Linked DNA regions of Homo sapiens: region 1 is linked to region 2. The links are chromatin loops, found by intact Hi-C in ENCODE. Cell type or tissue: PC-3. All regions are shown on one strand. Links, peaks and the distances in the headings refer to the core of each region. The heading gives the core; the rest is flanking DNA. Region 1 overlaps ANKRD26 (ankyrin repeat domain containing 26). Region 2 has its middle 28 kb from the start of FAM238C.

The links. A loop is a pair of places that touch in the nucleus more often than their neighbours do. Peaks named below come from ENCODE experiments on the same cell type or tissue, not always from the same donor. Only the 100,000 strongest peaks of a DNase experiment are listed, where the experiment ranks them.
Region 1: it touches region 2 in a loop (2.8-fold over the local background); 1 of 110 quality-filtered maps calls a loop at or near these places.

What each region holds. Positions count from the first base shown.
Region 1 is chr10:27,021,683-27,027,065 of GRCh38, reverse strand. It overlaps ANKRD26 (ankyrin repeat domain containing 26), which reads left to right. Exons shown (of 34, transcript NM_014915.3): 28 at 2,507-2,619; 29 at 4,379-4,508. Among named protein-coding and RNA genes, the nearest start is that of ANKRD26, 76 kb to the left of the region's middle. In PC-3, for the core only: no CTCF peak of the experiment used is centred there; no DNase peak of the experiment used is centred there.
Region 2 is chr10:26,911,696-26,917,078 of GRCh38, reverse strand. No RefSeq gene overlaps it. Among named protein-coding and RNA genes, the nearest start is that of FAM238C, 28 kb to the left of the region's middle. RefSeq lists an enhancer at 4,778-4,827. In PC-3, for the core only: no CTCF peak of the experiment used is centred there; no DNase peak of the experiment used is centred there; H3K27ac peaks cover 873 bases.

The DNA.
Region 1 (5,383 bases), core at 73-5,072, 110 kb before region 2:
TGGCTCATGCCCAGCACTTTGGGAGGCCGAGGCGGGTGGATCACCTGAGGTTAGGAGTTTGAGACCAGCCTGGCCAACATGGCAAAACCCTGTCTCTACTGTAAATACAAAAATTAGCCAGGCGTGATGGCAGGCCCCTGTAATCCTACTACTCAGGAGGCTGAAGTAGGAGAATTGCTTGAACCCAGAAGGTGGAGGTTACAGTGAGACGAGATTGTGCTATTGGGTGACAGAGTGAGACTCCATCTCAAAAAAAAAAACTAAAAAAAACCAAAACCTTAACAGTCCAGTCTCAGAAAGGATGGCCGTGTAATCCACAATACCAATTTATTGATGTACCAATTTAGTGATTATTTATTGATGTTCTGCTTGATGTTTAACAAGCAGAACAGGATTCTCTGGTCATTCACACTTTCCTGTGTAGAAATGAAGATCAGAAGGTTGCATTGTAAATACTAAAGTGGAGCAATGAGGTTGATGCTTCTACTAATGAGTTTCTTTAAGTCACAACAGGAAGATTTATGCTACTCTCCTATACAGATACACCTATCAGAAGAAACATTGACAAGTTTTTTTTCTAGATTTCATGTGTTAGTCCTACTTTATTGGCATCCTTTTCACACAAGTGACATGACAATATATTGATATGAAGTCTCCTGTGAATGAGAGTGTGGGGGACATCCCCTTATATGGATGTCATCCAGGAATATATCAACATCTCAGAAATGGAAAATTTAGTAAAAGTACTCAAAACCTGCTAAGCTTATTCAAAAATAATGGGGGATTTTCTGTAGATTCCCATAGAAATGAGTTAGGAATATGGCATATAATTATTAGTCACTTTGAAATGTACACTGTGAATCAAAAATTTAATAGAGACCGCTTTCAACCAACTCATCAATAGCCCCTAACTTTTCCAGAAGGTTCTCATCTCATGTCTTTATGGAAAAGGGAATTAGTCAAAAGAAAGCAAAGGCAAACAATCAATAATCTGACCCTTGTGGAAAAGTTTTGCATTATGAAAGAAAAACAAAGACAAAGTATGCTGGTCAACATCCTAAGGGTGAGTGTGCCCACACAAGATGAGAAAATAACACTACACTCAAAATAACACCAATAAGAATCAACATAAAATGTACAAGATTAGCTACCTACAAAAGGAATCTGCACCAAGTAATGGTTTATGAGTGTGTGGTTGAGAATATGGTTTATGAGAAGTGAAACAGAAGGAAGAGACCTCAGGAAAGAGGTCTGGGCTGGAAATCTAGATTAGGGAATCTGGGATGAAGCCTTGAGATTTAAGGAGCTCTTAGAGAATTTAAAAAAGAGGAATGGAAGGGGACAGGACTCAGCATGAAGGGTTGCTGCATTTAGAAATGAAGTGAGGTCAGAGACGCCTAGGGGAGGGTATGGTCACTGATAGTAGTTGCTGCTGAGAAGTAAAGCAGATTAAAGACTAAAAAATAGGGCCTTGATGACTTTCAGAATTTTAAAATGAGAATTATAAGACTGAAAATTAGATTTTAGTATAAAAGAAGACAAGTGATGAAGAAGTAGATCTCTAGATGAGACCGTGTATTAAAAAATATTAGAGCCTGATGAGCACAGTGGCTGACACCTGTAATTCCAGTGCTTTAGGAGGCTGAGGCAGGAGAATCGCTTCAGACTAGGAATCAAGACCAGCCTGGGCAGCATAGCAAAACTCTGTCTCTAAAAAATATGAAATAAATTAGCCGATGTGGTGGTGCATGCCTGTTATCCTAGCTACTGAGGAGGCTGAGGTGGGAGGATTGCTTGAGCCCTGGAGTTCAAGGCTGCAGTGAACTATGATTGCACCATTACACTCCAGCTTGGTTGACAGAGTGAGACCCTGTCACAGACAAACAAACAAACAAACAAAAAAGAGAGTCCAATGGAAAAACAGGTTGATTAAAAAAGCCACAAGAATCAGGCAAAAGTTATGTTTTTGTTTATTGTGGAGAAGAAAAACTTTATTTAAAGAGAAATGGTTAATAGAACAGGAAAAATTGAAACCCATAGAAGAATGTTTATAGAGAATGAGAGATAGCTCATCTTGAAGTCAGGTGAGTATAAAAAATGTAACGGGAACCAGATGAAAGTTTTCTAAAAATTGTCTTAGTAAGATTTGATTTAACAAAAACTGGAATATCTTGAACTACTGATGACAGTGTTTCTAGAGCAACTTCAGAAATGAGAACGTACATCTAAAATAACTTTTTAAAAAGGAATTTTCATTAACACTTAGTATTTTATATGTAAAAACTTCTATTTTTAACAAATTTTGGTAATTTAAATTCCAGAAAAGAGATATGAGCTGTTTTAAGAAAAGTCATTTTTTCAAATCCGTTCTTATTGCCATTAGGTTTATAAACTGCATTTTATATGCCTAAACATATGTTACTCATGAACTCATAAGAAATAATAGTTTTAAGAAAAAAAGTGTTTCCAGAGTTTTAAAAGTAATTGAAAATATTTTGTTTCAAAGTCTGAAGATGAAAAGGAACAATTAAAGAAACTTATGGAATTAAAACAGTCACTGGAATGTAATTTGGATCAAGAAATGAAGAAAAATGTTGAATTAGAAAGAGAGATAACTGGGTAAGATTTTAATATTTCAGATCATTTTAACCATTCATTAATTGATTTAATATAATTTTACTTTGTTCAAAACTAGATATAAATTCATTTAATATCTACTTTTTCTTAATGAAATTATTCTCTTTTAAAATGGTTTTAGAAAGTTGCAGCACAATCTGAAACTTTTGGAATGCCTAAATATTACACTTATTCTTTAATGATTTTGAAAGCAGTAACAATGCCTTTGGCATATAATGTCAACTGCACTCTTCATCTTTTACTTTGAACTTTTATTTCTGAAGATATTTTCACTTTCTTTGGTAATCTTTCTCTCTTTGGTAGTGTCCTTCCCTTCAAAGAAGATATTCAAATCTTTTAATATCTAAAAACCTATCTGTGTCATCCTTTGGAAGCATCAAAAATTATCTTGATTTAGCTTATGCTTTCTTTCTGCCTCTTTGTGTGTGTGTGTGTGTGTGTGTGTGTGTAGTAATAAAATATATCATGAAAATTTACTCATTTCCCATGGATATCCCCCATGTATACCTGAGGTATACATGTTATTAAACTTCTGTTTGTTTTAAAACATATATGCCTCATACATATACAAAAGTATGTATGATTTAAGAGTGAAATGAGCAATCATGTTTCTACTATCCAGATTTAAAAATGGAATGTTACCCATTGCCTTGGAAGCCCCTAACATGGCTGCTTTTCTGTTTATTTGCTGAGTACTTACGTTTGTTCTGATTCTAATTACTATTTTTCTCTCATTGTCTTTCTCTAACGTGGTTTGGCATCCCTTTTACTTTGTTAACGTTGTGCTAGTAAAGATTTCTGGATCTCTTCTGAAAGCAGCCTTTGTGTCTTTATACATGCTTTCTCTGCTCATTTCCTTTCTTCTAAAACTCTGCCTGTTTCCTTTTCCCCTTAACTCAGACGTCAAAAATGTTTCTTTCCTGTCTCTTATCTACTTTGAATGATCTTGATGTTTTTTGTGTGTACTTTCTTTTTTTTTTTGTACTTTTCTTCTTATAAACAGTGGTCAACGGATATCAAATGTATTTTTGTGTCTTTTTCAACCATTCATGTATAAGTATGTGTATGCTTTTCTTTTCTTTTTTTTTTTCCCTGGAATCTCTCTGTTGCCCAAGCTGGAGTGTGGTGGTGCAGTCTCGGCCCACTGCAACCTCCACCTCCTGGGTTCAAGCCATTCTCCTGGCTCCGCCTCCCAACTCAGCCTCCTGAATAGCTGGGATTACAGACATGCACCACCACGCCTGGCTAATTTTTGTATTTTTAGTAGAGACAGGGTTTCACCATGTTGGCCAGGCTGGTCTTGAACTCCTGAGCTCAAGTGATCCGCCTGGCTCGGTCTCCCAAAGTGCTGGAATTTTAGGCATGAGCCACTGGTCCAGCCTAAGTATGATTTTCCTCTTCACCTTGGACTCTGATCTCTGGTTTATAGCTAATATTTGATAATAAGTTAATGTTTTATATTAACATACTAAAATGGATAGGAATAATTTATTTATAAAAACTTCATGTGATTTTAATGTTAACTCTTTATCTGCCATATATGTCATATAATTTTTCTTCACATTATTTACCTAAGATTATAATTTCATTAGAGTGTTTTCAAACTATGTCAGATTGAAATAAACGAGAGAATCATGATTCATTTGTTTTTCTTACATGCTAAAACATAATATCTGTTTAAATAATTATTAAATGTTTGCCTTTTTAAAACTTGAGTTACTCATTTTGTACCTTCCTGCAGATTTAAGAACCTCTTAAAAATGACAAGAAAGAAGTTAAATGAATATGAAAATGGAGAATTTAGTTTCCATGGAGATTTAAAAACTAGTCAATTTGAAATGGATATTCAGATTAATAAGCTAAAACATAAGGTAATTTTTAATAAGTTTTGGGACCAAAAAAGTCACTTAATTTTGGGAAATATAGACTTCTCAATGCTTTGAACAGTGAAATAAAGATTTTTTTTTTTAACTTTAGGGACTTGATACTAATAAAAAAACTTTTTTTAAACTTTTAAGTTCAGAGGTACATGGGCAGGTTTGTTATGTAGTTAAACTTGTGTCACGGGTGTTTGTTAAACAGATTATTTTGTCACCCAAGTATTAAGCCTAGTGCTCATTAGTTATTTTTCTTGATTCCTCTCCCTTCTCTCACCCTCCATCCTCTAGGAGGCCCCATTGTCTGTTGTTCCCCTCCGTGTGTCCCTGTGTTCTCATCATTTAGCTCCCACTTAGTAGTGAGAACTTGCAGTATTTGGTTTTCTCTTCCTGTGTTAGTTTACTAAGGATAATGGCTTCTAGCTCTGGACATAGGAACAGACAAAGATTTCATGGCCAAGACACCAAAAGCAATTGCAACAAAAGCAAAAATTGATAGAATCTAATTAAACTAAAGAGCTTCTACAGAGCAAAGGAAGTATCAACAGAGTAAACAGACAACCTACAGAATGGGAGAAAATTTTTGCAAACTATGCATCTAACAAAGGTCTTATATCCGGCATCTATAAGGAACTTACACAAATTTACAAGGAAAAAACAACCCCATTAAAAAGTGGGCAAAGGAGATGAATAGACATTTCTCAAAAGAAGACATACATGCAACCCAACAAACATGATAAAAAGCTCAACATCATTGATCATTAGAGAAATGCAAATCAAAACCACAACAAGATACCATCTCATACTAGCCAGAATGGCTATTATTAAAAAGTCAAAAAAATAACAAACTATTCATCTGACAAGGGACT
Region 2 (5,383 bases), core at 121-5,120:
TGTCATAATTTAGCATTTGTGATTCCCACAGCCTTTATTGTATATGTCATAATTTAGCATTTACATTATCCTACCTTACATTTTAGTAAGTTAATGACCTGTCTCTCTCCACTGTTAAAATAGTGTCAGGATTTTTTCATTTTTGTATTCCCTACTGGTCCACAGAGTGCTATGAACATATCATTTGCTAAGTTAATTTTAAATTGACTTAAACTTACTGGTGAATTCACTGATCAACTGTTCTTTTCAAGTATTTCTTTTAGAAATGTCCTTGCTTTGATAAATTTTATGTTCTAAAAAAGTTAATTTGATTTTTAGAATCACATCTTTCAAAAGAAACAAAAACTCCCACACGATTCTAAGGCTGGTTATGGGTAACATTAAAAATGACACACTAGGCCTGGGGCAGTGGCTCACACCTGTAACCCTAGCACTTTGGGAGGCTGAGGCGGATGGATCACAAGGTCAGGAGTTCAAGACCAGCCTGGCCAAGATGGTGAAACCCCGTCTCTACTAAAAATACAAAAAAATTAGCCGGGCACGGTGGCGGGCGCCTGTAATTCCAGCTACTCAGGAGGCTGGGACGGAGAATTGCTTGAACCCGGGAGGCGGAGGTTGCAGTGAGCTGAGATGGCACCACTGCACTCCAGCCTGGGCGGCAAAGCGAGACTCCGTCTCCAAAAAAAAAAAAAAAATTAGGCCGGGCGCTGTGGCTCTCACGCCCGTAATCCCTGCACTTTGGGAGGCCAAGGTGGGCAGATCACAAGGTCAGGAGATCGAGACCATCTTGGCCAACATGATGAAACCCCATCTCTACTAAAATACAAAAAATTAGCCGGGCATGGTGGTGCATGCCTGTAATCCCAGCTACTTGGGAGGCTGAGGCAGGGGAATCGCTTGATCCCGGGAGGCAGAGGTTGCAGTTAGCTGAGATCGCGCCACTGTACTCCAGCCTGGTGACAGAGTGAGATTCTGTCTCAAAAAAAAAAAAAAAAAAAAAAAAAAATCCCATGAAAGCCAGAGGCACAAAAGATCTCAGATAATAGTATGACTAAAAGCACAGGAAATTATATACAATGCACAATTTTAATGTCAATATTGTCATTTTTTCCTAGGTTAGGAGACAATATAACCACAATTATAAACTTGTTCTTTTTTTTTTTTTTTTTTTTTGAGATGGAGTCTCGCCCTGTCACCCAGGCTGGAGTGCAGTGGTGCAATCTCGTCTCACTGCAACCTCCACCTCCTGGGTTCAATCAATTCTCCTGCCGCAGCCTCCCAAGTAGCTGGGACTACAGGCACCTGCCACCACGCCTGGCTAATTTTTTTTTTTTTTTTTTTTTTTTTTTGGATTTTTAGTAGAGACGGGGTTTCACCATGTTAGCCAGGATGGTTTCAACCTCCTGACCTCGTGATCCGCCCGCCTTGGCCTCCCAAAGTGCTGGGATTACAGTTGTGAGCCACCGCACCTCGCCAAACTTGTTCTTTTCGTCTCTACTCTTGTTGACCTTATACATAGCATATTATGCCATTAAAACAACAAAAGGAAGGAGAAAATGGTATATTGAAATCCAGCATTTTCTTCCAATTCCTTACTGTGAATTTTTAATTAAAATCAAATTATTTAATCACTAGGAAAGACTCTGAGTGTGCAGGTGTTCCTTTCAGCTGATATAAACATTGAGAAGATCAAAGCTTGCCCTAAATGATCTGTCTTACCAGGTCTTGACTGAATCTGAGAAAAAAATCCTGTAGTTTCTCTTTATTTTGGATAAACCTTTGATCTTTTAAAAATATTGGCACATCTGGCTAAGAAAATGGCAGAAAAGACAAAAAGACATGCACAAAATAGTTAACCACTACTTGCATTGTAAAATGGGTTTAAGCTTAAGGTTTTGGCAAGTGTTTGAGACAAATATGAATTAAGTTCATTTTCTGTGGAGACAAGTAAGTCTCTAGGCATTTAGTTTTGGTTAAAGTAAATACTTAAATCTATTTAAAATTTTAAAGACCTTAGTAATGTAAACAAATGGTGCTGAGTTTGGACTTCTCTACAAAATCTATGTGGAATCTTAGGAAAGGAAGAATGAAAGGATACAATAGAGACAATTATTTAAATGGTAGTTCAGCCTAAATCCTAAGCATAAGCATTCTTTTTTCTTTTCTTTTTTTTCTGAGACAGAGTCTCGCTCTGTGCCCCAGGCTGGAGTGCAGTAGCGCCATATTGACTCACTGCAACCCCTGCCTCCTGGGTTCAAGCTATTCTCCTGCCTCAGCCTCCCGAGTATCTGGGATCACAGGTTGGCACCAGCCAGGCCCGGCTCGTTTTTTGTATTTTTAATAGAAACGGGGTTTCACCATGTTGTCCAGGCTGGTCTCGAACTTCTGACCTCATGTGATCCACCCGCCTCTGCCTCCCAAAATGCTGGGATTACAGGCATGAGCCACCATGCCTGGCCAATATGTTGCTTTTTAAAAATGAGTTATTAGCATTAATTTTCTTCTGTTGCTACTGAACATTTCTCTTTTCACTTAATTTACTCCGAATCCCGTGCCACTTTTGCATTCAAGGCTAAAGTTTGGATTGAAGGAAAGGATAGCAAGTCAATTCACAATCTGATTTTTTCAATACAGAGAGTGTACATGTTTACTAAAAGGAGTAGCCCTTAATTCTTTTTAAAAAGCCCAAAAGCTGCTGGGCGTGGTGGTTCACGCCTGTAATCCCAGCAATTTGGAAGGTCGAGGCGGGTGGATCACGGGGTCAGGAGATCGAGACCATCCTGGCTAACACGGTGAAACCCTGTCTCTACTAAAAATACAAAAAAACTTAGCTGGCGTGGTGGCGGGTGCCTGTAGTCCCAGCTCTTCGGGAGGCTGAGGCAGGAGAATGGCGTGAACCCAGGAGGCGGAGCTTGCAGTGAACTGAGATCGCGCCACTGCACTCCAGCCTGGGCGACAGAGCGAGCCTCCATCTAAAAAGAAAAAAAAAAAAAAGCCGAAAAGCAAACAAGATAATTAACAATTTGTATATGAACAAATGTCTTACAATATTTTAAACATCTAGAGAACACTGATACCATCTTCAGTTATTGGCAATGGCATATTATGAATTAACTTTTACAAAGAGATAGACTTTTACAAAGAGCTGACTTTTTTTGTTTTGTTTTGTTTTTGAGGCGGAGTCTCGCTCTGTCACCCAGGCTGGAGTGCGATGGTGCCATCTCGGCTCACTGCAAGCTCCGCCTCCCGGGTTCACGCCATTCTCCTGCCTCAGCCTCCGAAGTAGCTGGGACTACAGGCGCCTGCCACCATGCCCGGCTAATTTTTTTTTGTATTTTTTTAGTAGAGACGGGGTTTCACCGTGTTAGCCAGGATGGTCTCGATTTCCTGACCTCTTGATCCGCCCGCCTCGGCCTCCCAAAATGCTGGGATTACAGGCGTGAGCCACCGCGTCTGGCCTTTTTTTTTTGAGATGGAGTCTCGCTCTGTCTCCAGGCTGGAGGGCAGTAGCGCGATCTCGGCTCACCGCAACTTCCAACTCCCTGGTTCAGGCAATTCTCCTCCTTCAGCCTCCTGAGTAGCTGGGATTACAGGCGTGCACCACCACGCCCAGCTAGTTTTTGTATTTTTAGGAGAGACGGGGTTTCACCATGTTGGCCAGGATGGTCTTGATCTTACTCCAGCTCCTGCTGGAGTAAGAGTGTCTATCTGCTTTTGTTTTAACAACATTATAGATCATTTAGGCTTGTCTTGAAAGTTTTATTTTTATGCCCTTTAACTAAGTCAAATTTATATTTCTGGAATGTTGTTCACTAATTCTAAAGCACTATCAATTTTCAAAAGTGTTTTTGACGTGTCCTCTTGTTTTAGAAAAGTGTCTAGGGGAAAGCTAAAAACAAAAAACAAAAAACATACTGGAATGGATATTTTTATTACTTATTACCATTAATCATTTCAAAGTCTGGTCTATGGTTTCAGTTGCTCCACTCCTTTTTCAAATGAGTAATACGTGAAGCATCCTAAGGGCCCTCATTTGCTTCCTATGTCAATTAAAAGAAAGCATTTTATTGTCCTAATTAATTGCGTGATAAAATTAATTTTAGAATATATTAAAATGCATCATAATTGTGTTTCTTCAGTAAATGTCTTATTAATAGGAAATGAACTTCAATACTGAGTAGATTGTGAACCTGTCAGTTGTTTGCCTGCCTTGAGTTTTGAAAAGTTGAATGTTTTTATTTCCTAGTAGTTCTTTTTAAAATAGCTAGACTTCTTTCCACAATTATTTTACTGGGAACATTATATTTTATTTTAGAAGCCATTGAGGGTGGAGGGAAACTTCTCCTCTAAAGGGATGTTTCTTAAAATGTGGTACCTTATATAAAGTGGAAATGAAGAAAGATGATGATTTAATGTACATGTGGGGGGTAAAGCATGAGAGAAAGAGGCTGGATCAGTTTCCTTTATATATCTTGCTTAAATGCTATTCAGTGATGGCCCTCTATTAACTGGATTATGGCCATAGACCTCTAAATTGCATTCCTACTGCCAGTCTTGTTCCGAACACGGCCCATCTACCTCACACACTGCTGCCAAGTTAAGTCTCTGTATTACAAAAACAATTATATCCCCCTGGTAGGTGGAAATCTGTTAGCTCCCAATGCTGATTGGACTAATTCCAGTTTTCCTAGTGAAACAAGTAAGGCCCTGGACAATGTATTCCTAACAGCCTCCCGCCTCATTGCCCTCTTCCAATCTGGCTTTCACCTTCATCACCCTACCCCAGGGTCACCAGTGACCTCCTTCTCATTTAATAGAATGAACACTTCTCCTTCCTCGAGCACTTTCTTCTGCTACTGACTTTATTGACACATTTTGTCTGATTTTTCTCCCACTCCCTTTAGATGTTTTTTCTCTGACTCCTGAAGGTTGAGCAAGAGTCCAGGATGAACTGACCCCAACTACAATTTATACAGAGGTGAGTGGGTGTTTTAAAGGGAGAATGAAGGAATTATGAGGGGAATGAGTGGGGCTCAGTGGAATTAGGGAAGTGAAAATTGTCAGTGAAAGTGAAATGTGACAGCCATCTGGGTTAACCAGCACTTATTGAAGTTAACTAGGCTCCTACTCTCCCACAGAGACTGGAAGACAGGGGCCCTATCTTCAGGTGTTGGCTAGAACAAACAATGGGTTATTTTTGCAGCCCTGAGTTTTCTTAGGCAGGCATTGTATCAAAGATTTATCCAACGCATGTGAACGTGAAAGACAGTTGAATGGAAATTTAGGAAGATTTATTTTATGTGTGTGCTTCTTTCTTTCTAAGCCAATTAGGACAGAAATTTAAAAAGTAATTTTATTACTATAAATTGATTGGTAATTCTAT